Linked DNA regions of Homo sapiens: regions 2, 3 and 4 are each linked to region 1. Evidence: chromatin contacts called from ENCODE Hi-C or POLR2A ChIA-PET data. All regions are on one chromosome and are shown on one strand. The core of a region is the stretch at or near the end of the contact, and the rest is flanking DNA. Distances in the headings are between cores, read along the strand shown.

Region 1 (4,868 bases), core at 476-2,975:
TGCGGTCTGCTCTGCTGCAAAGGCCCAGGAGCAGCCGCCCCCACTCTCGACTCCACCGCACTTCTCTTCCTATTACTGTCAGGACAGTTGAGTGAGCACTCTGTATTCCTGCCTAATTTTTCCTGACAAGCATCATAGTGTGTGAAGTTTCCAGTGAGAAAGGACTTGAGATCTCATTTATTTGTTCATGTGAAGAAAATCACCTCAGAATTAGGAACCCTGAAAGAATCAGCAAACATAAATGAACAGATGGCTAACCTCCCTGGTTTATCTTGCTGGGCTGGCATCCAGCTTTTAGGCAACCATAAATCCAAAGACAAGTGGAAGGGTTTCCAGAAAGAAGGGGTTACCAGAAAGAAGGGTAAACCTGGCTGTTCTGACATGCGTAAACAGTGTGACTTGAACTTGTTCCTCCAACTTTCAGGATAGAAATAAACATTTAGTACATTTGACTTCTTAATGAAACAAAGCAAATGAAAAACAAGAACAATAAAAACTGTCCTTGGCAGCATGCCAGAGTCATAACCAACCCAGACCATGTTACAGCTGGGGCTTCTCCTCTGTCTCCCTCCACCCCCACAGCCCTTCTCTGCCTGGCCACTTCTTAGTTGAGTCACCAGCACTCAGACAAATCCTCATAGCCCCTTTTACTCCCTTCAAATCTTGCCCTCAAGAGTGGTGGCTTTTCCTGCTGCTTTCATATGTCTCTTTTCCTCCACCTTACAAGTTGGATGTTTGTCAGGAAACCCTCTGTCAATCCCAGAGTAGATCACGTGCTGGAGAGTGAGTGAGTGTGTGTGTGTGTGTGTGTGTGTGTGTGTGTGCTCATGCGAATGCACTAAGTAGGAAGAGAGATGGGGAATGAGAGAACAGAGGGAAGTTGTAAATACAGCTGCTAACATTTCTAAAACAGTGTGTCTTTATTTTTATTTTCTCACTTTCAGCTCAGAGAATGGCAGTTACTATTCAGTTACCATTACTGCCACGCCAGCTGCAATCTACTGTGAGTCTGCTAAAGTCAGGTGCTATGCTAGGGGCTTTATAATGTACCTTATCTCTGAGTTTTACACTGACACTACAAAATAAAAATCCCCATTTTGCAGACAAAGAAATGGTGGCACTGGCTGTCCCAAGTCACAAAGCCAGTAAATGAAATCAAATCTGACCAAGTCCAGGAGTGCAGATTTACTCACCCATCCAGCAGCTGCCACCCCATGGCACCCTGAGGGTAGAGTTGCCAGATTTAGCAAATAAAACCTGGGATACCCAGTTAAATTTGTATTTCAGATAAACAACAAATAATTTTATAATATAATTATGTCCCAAATATTGCATGGGCTACATCAAAAATGTTTTTATTCATAGGAGATGCATGCTGAAGGATTTAGGAACAAAGTGTGTGATATCTACAACTTACTTCAAATAATTCAAGAAAAAGTGCATCAGAGAGATAAATATGGCAGGACATTAACAACTGATACATCGGACTGAACCGAAATATCACACGAGACAGACTCATACTAAAATGTTATTTGTTATCTGAAATTCAAATTTAACTGGTTGTCCTGTATTTTATTTTATTTGGCAACTCTAGCCCAGAGGGACAGTGAAACTATGGAGAAGCCATAAGTTGGACTCTGAACTCTCAGGGTTTCCTCGAGTGTTACCCGTGCCATCTGGAGGAAAGGAAACTAGGGCAGCTGCGTGAGGTCACTGTCAGCTCCTAGTAAGGAGCCCACAGGTGAGGAACCGAAAAAGGGAGAGTTCAACTCTAGAGTTTCCAGGCAGCCGCGCAGCCCCAGTATGCTAATGGGTCCAAAGAAAGCACCTCAACCTCCTGCCACAAGATGGCCCAGAGAGGGCTCTGTTTTGACTTAAACTTTTAATTTCTGCCCCTTCTATTTCTGATCCTCAGGGCATTCAAGTGTGCACTCCCAGGAGCTTGCTCGGCAAAGGAAGGCCTGAGAAACTAACAAATAATAACCTCAGCCTCAAGACCGCGGACTGTCTGGCACAGGAAGTTATTCATTCCGCCAGATACAACGAGCTAGTGTCCCCCTCAAAGGCGCCCTTTGCCAGTCTGAACAGAAAGCCATGGCTTGGGAACAACTGATCTTCCTCACCGAGGGTTCTGCTGTGGTGATGACAGCCACCAGACAAACCTTGTAATCAGCTGAGTCTTCTTAGTTACACTAAATGAAAAAGCAACATAAGGCCTTAAATCAGTTTTACAGTGTGACTCTGGATATTAAGAGTGGCACTGTGGAGTCACAATATAACTGTTGCTTATTAGTTTTAACCAAGACGAACATAATGAATTTTTCCACGCACAATACTGTGGCACTACCACTAAAACAAAATACTGGAAAATTATCAAGTTCTATGGTGAATTCACAGTGTCAACAGCTAAATTAATAATTGGACTAAAAAACATACTTTTCAGTTAATCACCCAATATGTACCTACTGAGAGCTTTCTATGTGCCCGGACTATGCCCTGCAAACAGGCATAGGCCCTGTCTGTAAGAAGAAATTTAGCTAAGGACACAAAACCAACATGCATGTAACAGGGAGTGAAAAATTATGTGCAAGACTCAGTAATTCAGCCTAACAAACAGCTTATGCCTGAAATTATTTAGATCCTTCCAGTAGCATGGATCTGTGATAAAATTCCCCCATCTAAACATCTCACAGGCTGCTCCAAGACAACATGACCAAAATGGACTCATGATTTTCTCCCCTAGTTGATCACTAAGTCCTGCTGATTTCACCTCCTCCTCTTCCCCATTTCTACCCCAAGGCACATTTCATCATTGGCTTGGACTGTGACAATACTGTATGTAGGCTCCTAACTGGTCTCCCTCTCTCCAGCCTTTTTCCTTTCAAATGCTTCATCCATCTCAGGCTTCAGAGAAGCCTGTCAAAAGTGCCTAAGGGAACAGATACTCCACCCCTGCTCAAAGGATAAAGTCCACAGTCCTTGACCTGTTGTGATCTGATGCAACTGCGTCACCTGTCGCTGTCTTTTCCTGGTAGGCACTTTATGCACCAGTAACACGCAACCATCTACTGTTACCTAGCACCCACCACACAAGTTCTCAGCCAGTGCCTTGGCCTGAGTCACTCACCGCCCTTCACCCAGAAGTCTCTGCAGGGCCCTTATCACCTGGTTCACTTCTACTTGGGCTTCAGGGCTCAATTCAGAAGTGCCATCTCTCAGAAGGCCCCTCTGAACTATGTGTTTTCTCTCTGCTTTCATGAAACTTCACAAGTTTTATAAGGAAAATGTGTTCATTAGTCTTTAGTGTCAGATTGGGTCTGATACTAAGAACTGTATCTTTTTCATGGATCCCCAGCACATAACATGGTTTCTGGCACAGAAGGGACACAATAAATAATTAATGAAGAAACAGATGATACCGCAGCGTAGAGCACAACGCTGTGCCAGGCATTCATCTTCTGCTGTTTACCCAGTTCTTCTTGGTAAAATCTTCAATGTGGCAAAATGCCGCATATTCTAAATAATATGTAAGAAAGGTGATCTGAATAAATAAAAAGTCTGAATTTCAGTACTGCAGAATCAAGAAGAGACAGTAACTTTCTTAGCTGCAAATATTATTTTTCAAGGAGACATTTTGGCCTCCTTTCATAAATGGTTAAGACTAGTTTGGAATTAGCAGGGTCTATTTTTATGCATAATTAATATGCCAAAGGCACACAAACATTAGTTCTAAGTCTGTTAGATCTGTCTTTAGCAATTTTGGTTTTAATGAATTTTTTATAACATCCTTTTTCATAGCAAGTATAGCATAGGATTTTCACAACCTTAAAACTGATGAAACTCTTTCATTCTTTCCACAAATATTAACTTAGCAATTCCTTTGTGCTAAGCCACTGTTCTAGGTATTGGAGATATAATGGTAGACAAGATCTCCTACCTTCTCATTTTATTGGTGAATTCTAAAAACTCCTTGATATAACAAGGAACAAACTAGACTTGTAAGCAATAAAACATCACATTTATCTAAGGGAAAAATACCTAGATATTATGATAAATTATCAATCTACAGAAATTTCTATATTCATATTAGAAGAGATGTTTAAAGTAGCAGATAACATTACTACAAATGTGCAGAAAAAGTCATGTGTTGCCTCCAATTTCTATTCACAAATGATGCTACTGATTGTTGTTACTTTATTTTTTATTTATTCAGTTACTTATTTATTTTTTGAGAGGGAGTCTCATTCTGTTGCCCAGGCTGGAGTGCAGTGGCATGACTCGGCTCACCACAACCTCCGCCTCCCGGGTTCAAGCGATTCTCCTGCCTCAGCCTCTCGAGTAGCTGGGATTACAGGCACACATGACCACACCTGGCTAATTTTGTATTTTTAGTAGAGAAAGGGCTTCACCATGTTAGTCAGGCTGATCTTGAACTCCTGATCTCAGGTGATCTGCCCACCTCAGCCTCCCAAAGTGTTGAGATTACAGGTGTGAGCCACCGTGCCCAGCCTGTTGTTACTTTAAATCAGGTAAATGCTACTCCATCCATTCCCTACCCATTCCATTATATTTGTCACAGAAAATTTGGACAATGAAGAAAGTAAAAGGAACAAAATTTAAATCCCCTGTAATCCACACTATCGCTGTTAACATATGGGTTTATTTCCCTCTGGTCTAGTCATATATATGTGTATTTTAAACAAAATTGAGATCATATGTATTGTATCATTTTTTGACTCATCTTTTATAAACGATTATCCTTGTTATTAAATAGGTTTTGAAACTGTTATTTTAATGTCTGTATACTAATCCACTGTATTAGTATATTTAAAAAAATATACTAAATCAGTTTATTTAATCATTCTTTT
Region 2 (5,172 bases), core at 1,952-4,451, 960 kb after region 1:
AATAAAAAGCTAGGATTTATTGTCAAAAACCATATCTTTGAGGAGAAAGATGATATTTGGAAAATTGTAGCAATTTTGATGCCTTATGAAGTTCAGGGAAGTCTAAGTCATTTAGGGAAGCACTGCAACTGTCCCATGAGAGTGCCCTATTTTCAAGGTAGAAGCTTAAGTGTGAGCAGGTTTGCAGCACACTTGTCAGGAGTCAGGGATTCACTGAATGTAGTCAGTGTTTCTGTGTGGGCACTCCCTGCTTATTACCCATTCTGTGAGCACCTTTTAGTTTCAGTCTCACATGTCACTGAGGACAATGGGCTGCACATCAGGCTTTCATGGGGTTATTGGTGACAGTATCACCCAACCCCACTGCACCCCTACCACATGCTGTAGAAAACCAAGTATCTTAAATTGTCTGGAAGTTCTTGGGGGCTGCCAAGTTTCTGATTTCCTTATTTTGTATGTGTGCATGATACAGGAAATTTGCCTTCCAGAAAGCTCAGGAAAGGCTAATGGGTAAAGCCTGATTAGCCTAAGGGGAATAATGTCTTTTTCATAAATAACACTTTCAGCTCCGGCAAGGTAAGCCAATGTGATAAGGACAAATAGAATGAGGAGAATTTTTTTTTAAAAGATATATTAACAAACAAAAAATTCTGCAAAGTAAACAGAGAAAACCTACATAATCCCCCAGCCCATTTCCTAAGAATATCATCATTCTTAAAATGAGGTGTTTAAAAAAGAGGATGCTGTATTAATAATTACTGGATCTGTATTTTTAATGATTGCTTTCCTTTAATCTTAAAGAGATAAGTGGACTAACGTGGATAAAGGGCTCCATCTTGGACAACTTGATCAGTCTTTTCTTCTGTGCTGAGCAGGGCCTGCCAAGAGCAGGAAATTCAACGCCATTTACAAAGCTTTCTTGTCTTACTCTCAGAGAAAGCCATCACTGTTCACATCATTCAAGAGGCTGTCTGTAAAAGGACACATAAAATACCAGTTATGAAATATAGAGTACACATTTAGTATAGCTTCATATCATTTAGTGCTAAGCAGCAAGATGATTATGTCAAATAAAAGTTATCACTTATTTATGTTTAAAAGATCAGATAAGCATTGGATAAAATTATGTAGCCTAAGCAAAGGACAATTTCTAAATCTTTTCCTTTTTGTTTTATATAGTCTGTTATTTTTAAAGTCTTCTACCACATAAATTTGCATTTCCTCTTTCACATCACTTATAAAATAACGTATGTTCCTTTTTTACCTTTGCCTTCTTACTTGAAAAAAACATCCCCAGTCTCCTTCATGCTTTGATCACAAACTCTTCATTTCTCTGATGGTGGATAGTTGGTCGAGCTGCTTTCTGTCTGTGGGCCCTGTCCACTCAGCCTATTGATGCTCTGTACAATGAGCTGTCATCTCTGTAATTTTAATCTTAGCTCTAGTCTCTAAGTTAGTTTCATGCTCCTATTATGTTTATCAGCATAGATTTCCAGCAAGATGATTATGTCAAATAAAAGTTATCACTTAATGTTTAAAAGATAAAACAAGCATTGGATAAAATTATGTAGCCTGTAAATCATTTAAAACTGGTGTGCTAATTTTATCTTATTTTCCAAAACCCTCACCAAGCTCACACCTCTCTGAAATAAGTGTTAGCTTTTTGGGCTGCCTTCCCCCAGTTGCTCTGTGCTCCAAACAGATGCCTGTGTTTAGTCCGAGCTAATATGCAAAGGGACCTAGTTTTAAAATTCCTTAGCTGCTCCGCAAAGAAGAGCGCTGCCAAAGCTATGTTGTGTGCCTTCCCATATTTCACAAGTAACAAAATAATTCACAGAAAACACATAGAAGAACAGAAAGGAGAAATCTCTTCCCAGGGACTATCTGATTATGTAGATTAGAACTCACGAATATGGTATTTTCTAATTTAGGAGGGAGAGAGTAAACAAATAAATGTTCCAGGGCAGTCAACCACATGCCCCATTGATATTCCGTGTGAAAGTGTCTCTGGCCTAAGGCACCTGGTTTGTTTGCTTTTTGTCCCGTCCTGGGAGACGTGTCGCCTATAATAACAACGCTAATTATAATGAACAATAAATGATAATTTATGGGTTACCAAGGACCAAGAAGCTCTGGGAGTCTTCATTAAAACAACAGCACTACAACCTCTGGAGGTACGCCGTAATTATTAGATGTTTACGTACCCTCATCAGCGTGCTAAGTTTTTATTGAAAAGCCCCTCCTTCAGTCCCTCCTGAATTTTTTTAAATTATGGAAAAATTCCAAGACACAGAACTAGAAAGAATACTGTAATGCAGCCTCGAGTACCCATCACCCAGCTTCGACCCTCAACTTTTTGCCTATCTTATTTCACCTCTCTTCTCCATTTTTTTTTCTCTTGGACTGTAAAATTTTAAAGCAAATACCCAAACTTGTAGCATTTATTGAATATTTTAGTAAACGCCCCGACAATGTTATAATAATTTGGTGGGTTATTGCAAAATGGAACGCCAAGACAAAATAAAGAAGGAATGTAGAAAACTCTCCCGTGGCTGAAAAGGCTGTCACAAAGGTTAGCTGTTAGGAGAAGCGCCGCGAGCGTGACATTCCCCCAAGAAAGGCGGAGGCAGCCAGGCGAGAAGGCACAGCCCCGCAGGGCAGGTAACTGAATACCTTCTCCGCTGCACACCCAGGCATGCGCAATCCAGACCCTGGAGTTGCTAAGGCCCCAAGGCAGAGAGAGGCTCAGGCTACGGAGAAAGCCAATCAGAGGGCTCCAAGACTGATAAGTTAGCCAATCCAGATTCGAGGGTGAATCAGGTCCTCAGCATGCCCATCGCCCCACCCGCATCCAATCAGAGAGCCGGCTACTTTGGGCGGACTTTTCAAAACAGCGAAAACAAAACAAATCGGGGACCTTTAAAAGGCGTAATGAGACCAGAAACGATCTCCTTCCGCCCCTCTGTCTTCCCCCGTTCCCCAACGCAGATCAATCGCGGAATAAGCCCGACGCCCAGATTCCGCTCTCCGCCCTAGCGCCAGGCGGGAGGACTGGCTCGGCAAAGCCAAGGAGAGCTAGGGAGGCCGCGAGAGAGGCTCGAGACGGCAGCTTAGGGGCGGGACTCTTTTTTAAAGTCCGTGGAGGAAGTGCAGGATCCCTCCGCGGGGAGTCACGTGCCCCGCCCCCTTGGGGGCGTCGAAACTCTTAACAAAAACAAGGGGCTCGGGGAGGTTTCCGCTGAGGCGGCGGGGGTGCGGCGGTGGGCTGGTCTTCCGCGGCCGGCGTTGCGCCGCGGCGGAGGGTGGGCGCGCGGGGAGCGGGATGGAGCCGGGGCTGTGAGGCCGAGGCGGCGGTGCCTGGGAGGAAGGGTCGGATGCCGGACCGGGGGCACCGCTGAGGCGGTGGGTCCCCGACCTGCGAGACAGGTTTGGAAGCCCCCGCTGCGCCCAGTCCGTGCGGACCGCGAGGCCGCGGGCGGGTGGAGGCGCGTCTCCGGCACGGTGAGTGGACCCGCCCAGGGCCGCCGTGGGTTTCTTTGTTCGTGGTGGGGACTGTGGGCTTTGAGGAGGTTGGTACCATGCGAGTGCCTCGGTGCTGCCTGCTCCTCATCCGCTGGAGCGACCAGGGTGCTGCCCTCAGCCCCAGCCCCGGGGGGAGCTGGCGCCCGCGATGGACAGATAGATGCTCGTGGGGTGGAAGGAGGTTGCGACTAGGTTAAGGGCAGTCTCCGCCTCGGTGCCCCCCGCCCCCGCTCGTGTTGTCACGGGGACTTGCTGGCGTGGTGCTTCTCGAATTGACAGCCCCGGGGCTCTGCAGAGTTGTGGGGCCCCGGCATCAGTGGGTGGACGGGTGTTGTCCCTACGGGCGCGGGGCGGGCGGGCTGGACTGGACTTCTCTCCCCGGACCGTAGCCGGGTGTGCCGCGCCACCCCAGGGCTCCTGGGACGGGGGTATCCGCCTCTCGGGTAAGTCCGGAATCGGCGCTGCAGCAGCGGACGGGAAAAGCTGGGGGCGGGACTCTCCGAGAGGGGCTTCTGCAGCTGGGCGCCCCGGGCGGGCGGGGCTCGGGAGTCTCCTCCCTCCGCTTCTTTGTTCAGTCGCGAGACTCTCCCTCCCCTCCCCCCTATTGTGCAACACCCCATCCCCGGGACCCGCTGCAGTCGCTCGCCACACTGCAGTCCCCTGGGCAGAAGGCCCTCCCTGGCGCGACTTCAGGTGGGGCAGACCGAGGGGACGCCGGCGCCCGCGGACAGTTTCCTGTTTGTGAAACGCCAAGAGGCCAGGGCTGGCCGGTCTTACCCAGCGCTGGCCGGCGGACCTGACCACGGCTCCTCCCCCTGCCACACCTCCCTGGCCGTGGTGGGGATTGCCCTGGGGCTCTGGCGGACGTGACTGGTCCCTTCACCCGCTCCTTGTCGGGGTGTGCTGGGGCGACCCTTGCTGGAGGTACTGGCCTCAGCCCTTTCTCCCGCTTCCCCACCCCTCTTACCCCCAGATTACATTCTCTGTGTGGTGTCTTTACTGCAGATGAAGGATTTGGGGGCAGAGCACTTGGCAGGTCATGAAGGGGTCCAACTTCTCGGGTTGTTGAACGTCTACCTGGAACAAGAAGAGAGATTCCAACCTCGAGAAAAAGGGCTGAGTTTGATTGAGGCTACCCCGGAGGTAAGTTGGCAGAAAAGATAACTTGCTCAAGCAGCTGATGGGGCTTGGAGGAGGTAACCCCCCCGCCCCCGTTGAATCATGACTAAAGCCTGCAAAATTTCTTAAAAGTTGTTCTTTCTGGAGTACCAAGATAAACCTTATTACAGGTTAATGCTTTTGTTTCTTAGCAAGAATGAGAGTGATACTTTAGAGAAGTGGGGTTTTTTGTTGTTGTTTTTAATGTGGCACCCTCCTCGCTGCCCCCCATACTCCAGCCTGCAGCTTCAGGATGGGAGACCCCGGGTGAATTGAGTAGTTCATTTGTGCAAACACCCTCTGCCTGTGAAATACATATTTATAGTAGAATCTTAAATGACTTTAGAAAAGCAAACAAAAGAACCCTTTCTCTCCATTCCAAGGGAATTGAATTATATTTGCTATAACTCTCTGAAATCTTGCAACAGTTCACCTTATATTGAATTGCTGAAGCTCTTTTATGATGCGTATTTTTAAGAAGCAGTGATTTAC
Region 3 (5,364 bases), core at 2,737-5,236, 580 kb after region 1:
ATCAAGCTGGGCCAGGAGCAGGTCAAGTGTCTGCTGGAGAGCCTGCCCTCAGATTTCATTCCCAAGGCTGGGGCCCTGGCTCTGCCCCCAAACCTCACGAGTGAGCCCATTCCTGCTGGGGGCTGTACTTTCAGTGGTATTTTCCCAACATTAACCTCTCCACTTTAACCTCTTCTAAAATACCCAACCAAAAGATCACTGTTTCTCTCAACACTATTTAATCTGAAAAATGTTTCAGTACAAACCACTGTTTGAACTATCTGGGTTATTGGTGTTTGTTCCTGATGAAAGGAAAAAAATTCTCTCCAGGAGGAAGCCTTTTTCCTTCTTGCCCTTCCTGATTGATCTTCTGAGAGCTCGAATGCTGCTGGACACGTACCCCTTTCTATTATTACTTTGTAGTAGAAAGAAAGTTAATGAAACTGAGAACTGATTGGAGGGTGTTTGATCATTTAGTTTTTAACAGGCTGAGGCAACATGGATCAGTGTGTGTCCCCCTCAGGAATGTATCCACAGTGGCCTTCCTTGCTGGTGGGCAGTGTATCCTGATGGCAGGGTACAAGTACCATTAATGAAGGGTCTGCAACATAAAGCCTTAAAAAGACACACACTAAGAAAACTGTAAAACCTTGAACATTGTTATTTATATTTTTTAAAATGGAAAAGATCACTATGTTTGTTGTGCTAACCACTTATTTGATTCTGTTTTGTGGTGGACATAGATGATTACGTTTGAGCTTTGTATTTTGTGAAAACCTTAATGAAATGAATTCCAAAGATAGTCACGTTGAGCGTGAAGACTTTTTTTCTTACATTCCTGTCTTATTTTTACCAACACGAGCAGGCATTCTGCGCTTCCACTGGACTGAGTATGGGGGAGTCCTGCTCCCCTCCTGTCTCACACCTTCCCCAGGAGGAAGGCCTCATGCACTGCGGTTATTGCATCATTTCCTAGTGCTTCATGTCATTATCACTGGTGGGGAAACAAAGCTAAATTTTATTAACAAAGACAACTCTCAGACCTATATAATAGGAGGAGGACGTCCAGAATCCAACAAAATTCAAACGGAGCCCATGCTGTTCTCCTGAACAAGATTTGGGCTAAATACGGCCTGTTTATTGAGGCTGTTTTAATGATGCTTTAAAAAAAAAAAATGTTTTCTAAAATGTCAAACCTGTTGACCACACTTTGATTAAAAACTGCCTCCTTAACCTCTGAAGACTGATTTTGCTTTATCATGTTTCAATAATAACATTTCAGAGGTTACTCTGTAGCCCCAGTTGTAAGCTTATAAAAACAAACTGGAAGGCTGAGGAGGTTATGGGCTGGCAGCCAGGCTATGTTTACAGCTGCTGGAGATGGCAGTAGCCTTATACTTTGAGCAGGTAGTACATCCCAGGCTGTGCTAGAGGTAGATTTGTTTTTTCACGTTTGATCTGTGGCTGGTGGCCACCTTTGTTGATTTGGGCTTACGAGTTTCATAGTAGCCAGTCTTAGAAAATTGGGGGAGTAAAATTTTGAAGTAAAAAAAAAAAAAAAATGACAAGGGAACCAAATGCTCCTTCTCCCCTTAGTACATTTTCATTACTTAATGAAGTTTTATCTCCTATGTAAGAATATCAAAATTGTAGTTTGGGTCTCCAGTAGAGATGTCTTTTGATTAACTTATAAACAACTGGCCACCCAGAAGTTTCCTTTGCATAGTCAACCAAAGCTATGGCTTTGTTCTTTGGAGCTTATATACTGCATGACTCCATTGATACAAATAAGACAGCACCTTGGTTTCCCAGGGATGTTTTCATTCAGAGGTCCTGTCTCCCAGGAAAGCAGTAGAACCAGTGACAGCATTCAACAGCCACACTGCATGGTCATCAGTCTTAGGCCAACATGGGAGCCTGAAATTAACTCCATCAGTAACTACCTGTGTGTCTTGCTGATACTGAATGAGCCCTCACAAGCCAAGCCAGGTGGAAGACAGCCAGCAAACGTCTACAGTTATTCTTAGTGAAATTCCTCAGAGGAATCCAGGGGGCTCCCAGTTCCCAACACTCTTCGAGATGACCATTTTTCGGGATTTGACTGGGGAACATTTTACATATTCAGTCTTTCTCAAAAATTTTTATTTATTTTCTTGAGAAAGGGTCTTACTATGTTGCCCAGGCTGGAGTGCAGAGTGGTGCGATAACAGCTCATTGCAGTCTGAACCTCTGAGGCTCAAGCCATCCTCCCATCTCAGCCTCCCAAGTAGCTGGGACCACAGGTGTGCACCACTATGCTTGGCTAATTTTTTGATTTTTTATAGAGACGGGGGTCTCGCTATGTTGCCCAGGCTGGTTTCAAACTCCTGGGCTCAAGGGATCCTTCCGCTTTGGTCCCAGAAGTGCTGGGATTACAGGCATGAGCCACTTCACCCAGCCACTTTTCTAATTTATAGACATAAAAGTAATTGACTCCCACAGCACAGTAACAGGCAATGCTGCTTGGCATGCCACAAACATCTGAAAGCTTGTGACACTCCTAGGATTGTGTCCATTCTTTCATTATGTGGAAACTTTGTTCTGTTATGTGAAATGGGTAAGGCACCAAGTGAGACTTTGAAATCTAATTTTTAGGTGGATGTGATATTTATTGTAATAGGACTTGACCTCTGTACTTTAAAGAAATCACTAACCAAATTTTCAAAGTTTCCTTTTAAATGCGTTTAGCTAGAAATCTATGTATTTATCCCTTTCCTATTTTGCATTCTTCTCCCACTATTTTTAAAAACTCATTTACAGTAGAAACCATTCTTCTTTCTCCCAACAGTATCCTTTGCCAAGACCATGAGAACAGTAAGGAGCATGTTGTTGGTCAGGGTTTCAGAATACGCGTGATGTCACTGAGAATGTTTGCTCACAGTCAATAATTGTCTTTGTGGATGTGATAATTTTGGAGATACACTTCTGGTCAGAACTCAGGTGAGATAATCTTGCAATACTCCAAATGCAGATACTCCAGCCACCCGCAAGGTTCCAGGAAAGGACAATGTCCTGCGAGAAAATCAGGAGGCCTCCACTTCCTGGGCCACTTGAGAAGTTCCTGGGCATGTCACTACATGTTGGTTGACTCAGCCATTTCTCATGCTGTTTTGTTTCTTGCGGTGGCCACTTAACCCCAAAGAATGAAGGGAGGATCCACAGTGAAAGTGCCTGAGTTTCTCTATGAGACCAGATGCTGTCGAAACCAAACATCTTTTCCTTTGCTCTATGGGAACATTTTAGGGTTTGTTTTGCACAGCTGGTTTCCAGACTAGAAGATTAACAAGTTTGGGTCCACCCCTAAGAATCAGTGGCTGTCTTTTAAGGTGAGGAGTGTGGGCTTAACTGAGGTCCTTTGAGGGAGCTATAAAGGAGAAACAACCTGGGACATCCCAGTTTTCCTATTCCTCCACTGTTAATATCTCATCTAAAATAATTCATGAGTTTAAATGGTAAATATATGCTTTAAGCTCTACCTTTAAACTTGTATGTTATTCAGGCATCTCTTATTAAGATACTGGGTCTCTGGATACCCAAGGAAATGTTGGCTTTTTATTCTTATGTGGTTCCAAATTTACTTCTCTTCAGTTTAATTGTCCATGGTAGTGCTGGCTTCATTGTTAGGTTGGAGTTATTATTTTCCTTTTAGAACAACATGAATTTTATTCACCTTACTATTAGAAAAAGGAATAACTACAGCCAGAAATAACTTCATTTCCTACAAGGTATAAAAAGTGGTCAAGTGAATGTGAAGGGGCTTTTCTACACAGGAATATATTATCGGGAACAAAGTATTTCCTGCTGCCTTAACTCTTTGGGATGCATAGGATAAAATGATAAAGACCATTTTAATATCAGAAAGGGTTGTCTTATTAATTTTTAAATAAAACTTCACATTTCTTAATGGGGAGCTCATTCAGAAACTAAATAATGGTTTCTCAAAGTGTGGTCAGGATACGATCTGCATCAGAATCCTTGGAATGCTTGTTAAAAATACCAATTGCTATGACAAAACCAAGTCTGCTGGAAACTGCATTTCAGCAGGTTTCCCATGTTATTCTGATGTATTTTAACATTTGAGAGCCACTACCAATCATCTGTACAGTTCCTACTGTTATGATCACAATAAGACTAACATGAATTTAATAATCTGAATAATTTTTAAAATTTAAATAAACAGAAATTGAAGTTAAATTTAAAAATAAAAATAACCTCAGAAGTTGAAAGTCCTGTCATATTTATTCTATTAGCTATATAAGTTTATACTGTCTCCACTACTTTTATATAATCCCCAAGGTTGTGATACAGATTTTGTTCCCTGTTTACTCTTTTTTAGATCTGTTTTAAACAAGTTATGCACTTATTCAGATTTAATTGCACTAATTATTTTTCCTCAAAAGGAATCAGTTTTATCACACATTGCCAGTAATTTTAAGTTCTGCCCTGACTGAAATTAATCAACTGGCCTTTTCAGTGGGAACTTTACTGATTTAGTGGGAATCAGATTCCTGTTGCTTCATCACAAATGTTATCCTACATATGAGTTAGAACCTCTCCTTGGTGTGGATTTGACAATTTAGCTAATGAAACAAGACTGTGTTCATTTTCTTTGAGAAATGAAAGCAGCTGTCACCCAATTTTGAAACTCTAAAATCAAAATTAGGCAAGAAGAAAGTTGTGAATGAAAAAACTGGCTCATTGATTCCTACTTCATTCTATAAATTATTCTCTAGGTGGAAAGGCAGCTGTATTTCTTGCTTAAACACTGGTATTGCTATTGCTTTACAGTAGGTTGAACAGGGGAAATATTTATATAAAGAGTTATTAAATTCTGATAAACGAGTGACTATAGGACATAAGGAAATTCTCTCTGGTACCCTAGAGCTAAGGAAGAGTACTCAAGGAAAGACAAACTGGGAAAGAGTCCCAAGCCTGAGGTTCAGACCTCCTTGGAGAACTGAACTCGACCCACATAGCAGGGAAGTTAGCTGGTTTGCCCAGGCTGGAACTGGTCTGCAGTCCCTGAGCGCATAGGAAGCAACCCTCCAGAGTGCAGGCTGGGTCAGTCCACCAGCAACCAACAGCCTGGCTGTGCACAGAGTGGGGGCCTGCAGCAGGCGTGGCTGCCCAGTGGGAACCCTCCAGGTCACAGGTGATCCTCACAGGATCTTCAGAGAGTGAGGAGCCAGTGTTGGCAGAAGGCCTTCCGGGCACTGATGCAGCAGGAATCTTTCAGGGCTCAAGTTTGTAATCCACAGGCCCAGGAGAAGGTTATGGCCAGAATGAGGCTTCAAGGTCCCAAGGCACCACCAATTGTAGGCAGTGGTTGGAAGAGAACTCCATCAG
Region 4 (4,692 bases), core at 1-2,500, 880 kb after region 1:
AAAACATAAACATTTTAGTTCAAACCCCTTCAGAGTCTGAATCCATCCTACCTCCCGAAACACCTTCCACTGTTTTGATACCCAATTGTCAACTTCTGCCAAAAGGATCTGTAACGGAGCCCCCTAGCTCCAGCGGAGGCTCCTCTGTCCTCCTTTCAAATTCCAGTTATTTAATCTAGCCTTTAGAGCACAACTCAAATCTCACCTCCCCCGGATTCCCCCCACCCACCCGCCCCAAGCCCTGGGTAACGTTGCCCTCCCCCGAATTTCACAGCACCGGAGGTTCACCCCATTCATTTGGCATTCAGTCTGCCGTGCAAAGTTAGTAATCCTCCTGGTGTCCCCGGAGAATCGTTCAACCTGAGGGTGGGGGTGTGTCCCCTTCTTTGTGTATTAACACGGGCTCGTAGAGCCTCCAACACGCACTATAGAGTAGCTAATTTGCCGCTGCCACAAAAAAAAGTTACTCGCTGACAGAAAAACTGGCCCGAAAAGGAACACAGTAGTGCCGTTTTCAAGTGGGCAGGTGACGGGTCTGTCTGGGCCGGAGAGGACGAAGAGGGCGGCCCCGAGGTTCCCCGGGCTGGGGGATGCGGGAGGGTGGGTCTCCGGCGAGCAGCGCGCGGCCAAGGGCGCTGCCACGGGGGCGGCGCGGGGGGAGCAGCGGGGCCCCAGCGCGTCGACGCCGGCCGCGGAGACGCGTCGAGCCCCCGCCCCCGCCCCCGCCCCTCACCTTCTCCTCCTCTTCCTCCTCCTCCTCCTCCCCGGCAGAGCTGTAGGCCTCACAGTGGTGACGCGGGGTCATCCGGGGGCCCGTTACCACCTCATTCTCATAGGCGCGCGGAGGCGGTGCGCGCGGGACGACTCGGCCAACTGAGGAGGGAGAAAGGGGAAGCGGATCGGGGGGCGCGGGCGCGGGCGCTGGCGCTCGAGCGGGACGCACGGCTGCGGCCGCTGGGTCGGTCAGCGAATTAGTTCCATGATGACCCCCGGCCTGAGGCCGCCGCCGCTCGAGCCCGGGTTGGGAGGGGGCTCCCTCTCGCCATAGGGCGGCGGGGGCCGGGGAGAGGCGGGGGGTGAGACCGGCTCTGCCCCTGCCCGGGGAAAGCGCCTCCGAGGGGAAATGGTGAAAGGGGGGGAGGGGAGAAAAGAAAAGAAAAAAAAAAAAAGAAAGGGGAAAGGGGGGAAAAATAAGAAAAAGCGAGACAGAGGCGCTGCCGCGTCCGCTCGCGGGGAAGGCTGGGGAGGGAGGGGAAGAGAGGGGAAGGGAGGAAGAAGTGCCGGCTTCCTCGGCTCCGCCCTCGCGGACCGATTCCTAGACTCGCCCACTCCTTGTAAACTACGCGGACTTGGTCTTTCACCCTTCCTGTTCCTCCCCGCCGCCTTCCCGGTCCAACGAAAGTACAGAGAAGTGCGGCCGAAAGGAGACGGGCTGGGGAAGTCGTTGGCACTAGGATGGAAGGAGGGAGGACGTTTTCTCGTGGCTAAGAAAAGCCGAAGGTCCGTGGACTCATTTTCCTTGAAGGAGCGGAAGGGTTGCTTGCAGACCGCACGGTGACGTCAGCGTCTCTGGGCCCCCACTGAGGGGGCGTGCGGTGGCCGGAGAGTGCGCTGCGCATGCGCCTGGGGAAGAAAGAAGCGGCCGAGCGCTGCGCTTGGGGGAGGGGATTTCACGATCCGCTCCTGTGGTCCAGCTTTACAGCAGCTTGGTTTTATCTAGCCCTACTCGTCCCCAGGCTCTTAGAAGGATTCACTGGGAAGGGGCTACTGATCTCTTGGGTGGAGATCTTGCAGATTTGTTGACCTAGCAAAGTATTACGTGTTCTTACCGTTGACATGTAAATAGAATTGCGGTTTTTCTCACTGCCACATTGTGTGGGTGGAGGGAGATTCTAAAGGGTTTTAGGAATCGGAAAATTAGGGAGAATCAAATCATGGGTGCTTAAGGCCTCAGTGAAACACTGTAAATTATACTGCTGACGGCGAGGAACCTGCTTGGCAATGTGGCAAGGGGATTTTATCCACTCAACCAACACGTCTGAGTATTTCCGAATAGGTTTTATTACCAGGTGCTTAAAGAATGTGTGGTGACATAAATGGGTTTTATTTGGGGTTCTGTTAGTACAAACGGTAACTTTTTGCTATTTTGATTGTTTTAATTATTTAAAAATATGTAGTATTACAGAGTTTTGAAAGAGGAAGAGCTAGATCTCAACCATTTATAGAAGTCTCGTTTGTTTTTTCCATTTGTTTTTTATATAGTTATTTTAACTGTCAGTGAAAAAATATGTGTTGAGTTTATTTAGTGGCCAGACTCAGCAAACTGGAAGTAGCCAAGACAGACATAGCTCCTGCCTTCATGGAGTTTACAGTCCAAACAGAGGATAACCATTGAGCTAATTATCACTATGTAAAATTACCAAGTACATTTACTTGTTTACTTGTGCATGTATCCCCTCCCTAGAATATAAGGTCGCAGGCGGCAGGGATCTTGCATGTTTCACCCTCTATCCCTGTGTATAAAAGGCTCTCAATATTTGACCAAGTAAACAATTCTGGTATTAAAACCGTTAAGATGGAAAATCGCCGGCTGCTGTGGAAACGCTTGCCTTTCCGCCTGGTTTGGGATATCAGAGAAGGTTTTTCTGAAGAAGTGACATTTAAGATGAGACTTGAAACCACTGGGCAAAGAATGATACAAGCAGAGGAAGTTATGTGAAAAGGCTCCGAAGCTGAGACGTTCTAAAAATCTCTGAAAGCTAGTGTGGCTGGCCCTCAGACAACTGAGGCAGGATGTGGAAGCAGAGGACAGATGCCATAGAACAGAAGAAGGAATGGGAAGCCCTAGGAGGATTTCAAGTGGGTTGTATCCTTTTTTTTTCTTTTTTTCACTTCATGTAGCCTATTATTATATGGTCTTCATTCAAAAAAGCCACCATTTTTCTGCATGTTACTCTTGAGACTGTAGCATTTCTGCATAATACTATTGAGAGTGTAACATAATTCCATTGTTAGACCATGAAATTGCTTCTGATTTTCACTCCAATAAGAATAATGCAAATTCCACTCCTAAATATATACCCAAGAGAAAGGAAAATATTTGTCCATGCAAAAACTTTTTTACAAACGTTAGCATTATTCATAATAGCCAAAGATGAAACAACCTAAATGTTCATCAGCTGGCGCCTGTATAAATCAAATGTGATACATCTATGTACAATCAAATTTTTATTTTTAAGAGATGGGGTCTGGCTCCGTGGCGCAGATGGGGGTGCCATGAGACTTCCTATGTTGTCCAGGCTGGTCTCAAACTCCTGGCCTCTAGCAATTCTCCCTCCTTAGCCTGAAAGTGATGGGATTACAGGCATGAGCCGTCACACCGACCTATACAATGGAATCTTATTGGGCCATAAAAAGAAAATACTAATACATGCTATAACATGCATAACCTTTGAAAGCAGTATGCTAAATGAAAGAAGCCAGTCACAAAAGACCACATATTATATGATTCCACTTACGTGAATGTCCAGAATAGGCAAATATATAGAGACAGAAAGTAAGGAAGTGGTTGCTTAGGGCTAGGGGCAGGCATGGGATTAGGGGATGATAGTTAAATGATATGGGGGTTTCTTTCTTTTTTTCTTTTCTTTTTTTCTTTTTTTTTTTTTTGGAAACAGGGCCTTGCTCTGTCCCCCAGGCTGCAGGCTGGAGTGCAATGGTGTGAACATGACTCACTGTAGCCTTGACCTCCAGGATCAAGCAATCCTCCTGCCTCAGCCTCCTGTGTAGCTGGAACCACAGGCGCATGCCTCCATGCCCAACTGATTTTTTGAAGGTTTCTTTTTGAGGTGAGAAAAATGTTCTGAGATTGATTGTGTTGATGGTTGCGCAACTGTGAATATTTAGGTTGAGTATTATCCAAAATATTTGAGACCAGAAGTATTTTGAATTTTAAACTTTTTTTTCAGTTTTGGAAATGTTTGCATTAAATTATATACTTACTGGTTGAGCAACCTAGTCTGAAAATCCAAAATGAGCATTTCCTCTGAGTGTCATGTTGGCACTCAAAAAGCTTTGGATTTTGGAGCATTTCAGATTTTTGTATCAGGGATATGCAACCTGTACTAAAAACCATTGAATTGTACACTTTAAATGTATTACTTCTATGGTGTTTGAATTATAATAAAGCTGCTACCCAAAAAATGAAAAACAAAAATAATTCAATTAACATCTTCATAACCTCTTTGGGGCTATTCCTAGGTCCAACAATATTATGTTTTTATGGCTTTTACTGAATACCAGTTGCCAGTTGCAAGGCAGAAGATTAAACCAATTAAAATGTTACCAGGAGTCTTTAAGAGCTCCCATTTAATTATATACTTATCCTTATTAAAACTATCTTACTGCCTATGAGATTGCCAGTGACAATTTAATCTACTATAAATATAATTACAAGTAATTAATAGGTGGGTAAGTAACTAGTTGCAGTTGTCTGAACAAAAAGTATGGATATTTTCTTTCTTTTTTTTTTTTCCTTTGAGACAAGGTCTCACCCTGTCACCCAGGTTGCAGTGGTGCGATCTCAGCTCACTGCAGCCTCAACTTCCTAGGCTCAAGCGATCCTTCCACCTCAGACTTCTAACTAGCTGGGAATACAGGTGTGCACCACCATGCCCAGCTAACTTTTGTATT

What was found. Hi-C counts contacts between places; a loop is a spot of excess contacts on that map. ChIA-PET counts read pairs that join two places held with the same protein, here RNA polymerase II (POLR2A). Pooled maps may share reads with other maps.
Region 2: a map with no recorded cell type shows a loop between it and region 1 (15-fold over the local background). The contact joins the promoter of CCNG2 here to the enhancer-like site in region 1. A Hi-C loop is called at or near these places in 1 of 168 maps with a recorded cell type or tissue (IMR-90), 14 of 37 single-sample maps with no recorded cell type and 7 of 50 pooled maps.
Region 3: a loop to region 1 is called in a map with no recorded cell type, with 9 times the contacts of the local background. The contact joins two enhancer-like sites. A Hi-C loop is called at or near these places in 2 of 37 single-sample maps with no recorded cell type and 1 of 50 pooled maps.
Region 4: a map with no recorded cell type shows a loop between it and region 1 (10-fold over the local background). The contact joins the promoter of CCNI here to the enhancer-like site in region 1. A Hi-C loop is called at or near these places in 17 of 37 single-sample maps with no recorded cell type and 9 of 50 pooled maps. POLR2A ChIA-PET finds 5 or more read pairs at or near these places in 1 of 52 experiments (AG04449).

Annotation. Positions count from the first base shown.
Region 1 is chr4:76,198,051-76,202,918 of GRCh38, forward strand. All of the region lies in intron 1 of SCARB2 (scavenger receptor class B member 2), which reads right to left. Among named protein-coding and RNA genes, the nearest start is that of SCARB2, 13 kb to the right of the region's middle. RefSeq lists enhancers at 1,791-1,980, 2,001-2,060. Within about 2 kb of position 1,726, at least 15 of the 41 ENCODE cell types and tissues checked have a DNase peak (open chromatin) inside an H3K27ac peak, as active enhancers do.
Region 2 is chr4:77,154,006-77,159,177 of GRCh38, forward strand. It overlaps CCNG2 (cyclin G2), which reads left to right and starts at 3,202. Exons shown (of 8, transcript NM_004354.3): 1 at 3,202-3,501; 2 at 4,528-4,665. The coding sequence starts at 4,528. It overlaps LOC101928864 (a long non-coding RNA gene), which reads right to left and starts at 4,059. Exons shown (of 2, transcript XR_244659.5): 1 at 1,265-4,059; 2 at 749-971. RefSeq lists silencers at 349-418, 2,761-2,880, 3,301-3,370, 3,401-3,510.
Region 3 is chr4:76,779,010-76,784,373 of GRCh38, forward strand. It overlaps SHROOM3 (shroom family member 3), which reads left to right. Exons shown (of 11, transcript NM_020859.4): 11 at 1-4,244. The coding sequence ends at 168. All of the region lies in intron 1 of SHROOM3-AS1 (SHROOM3 antisense RNA 1), which reads right to left. Among named protein-coding and RNA genes, the nearest start is that of SHROOM3-AS1, 21 kb to the right of the region's middle. RefSeq lists enhancers at 2,494-3,693, 2,733-3,692, 2,824-3,193, 2,927-3,221 and a silencer at 5,289-5,358. Within about 2 kb of position 3,987, at least 6 of the 41 ENCODE cell types and tissues checked have a DNase peak (open chromatin) inside an H3K27ac peak, as active enhancers do.
Region 4 is chr4:77,074,739-77,079,430 of GRCh38, forward strand. It overlaps CCNI (cyclin I), which reads right to left and starts at 1,251. Exons shown (of 7, transcript NM_006835.3): 1 at 734-1,251. RefSeq lists silencers at 579-728, 789-1,138 and enhancers at 1,319-1,548, 1,447-2,417.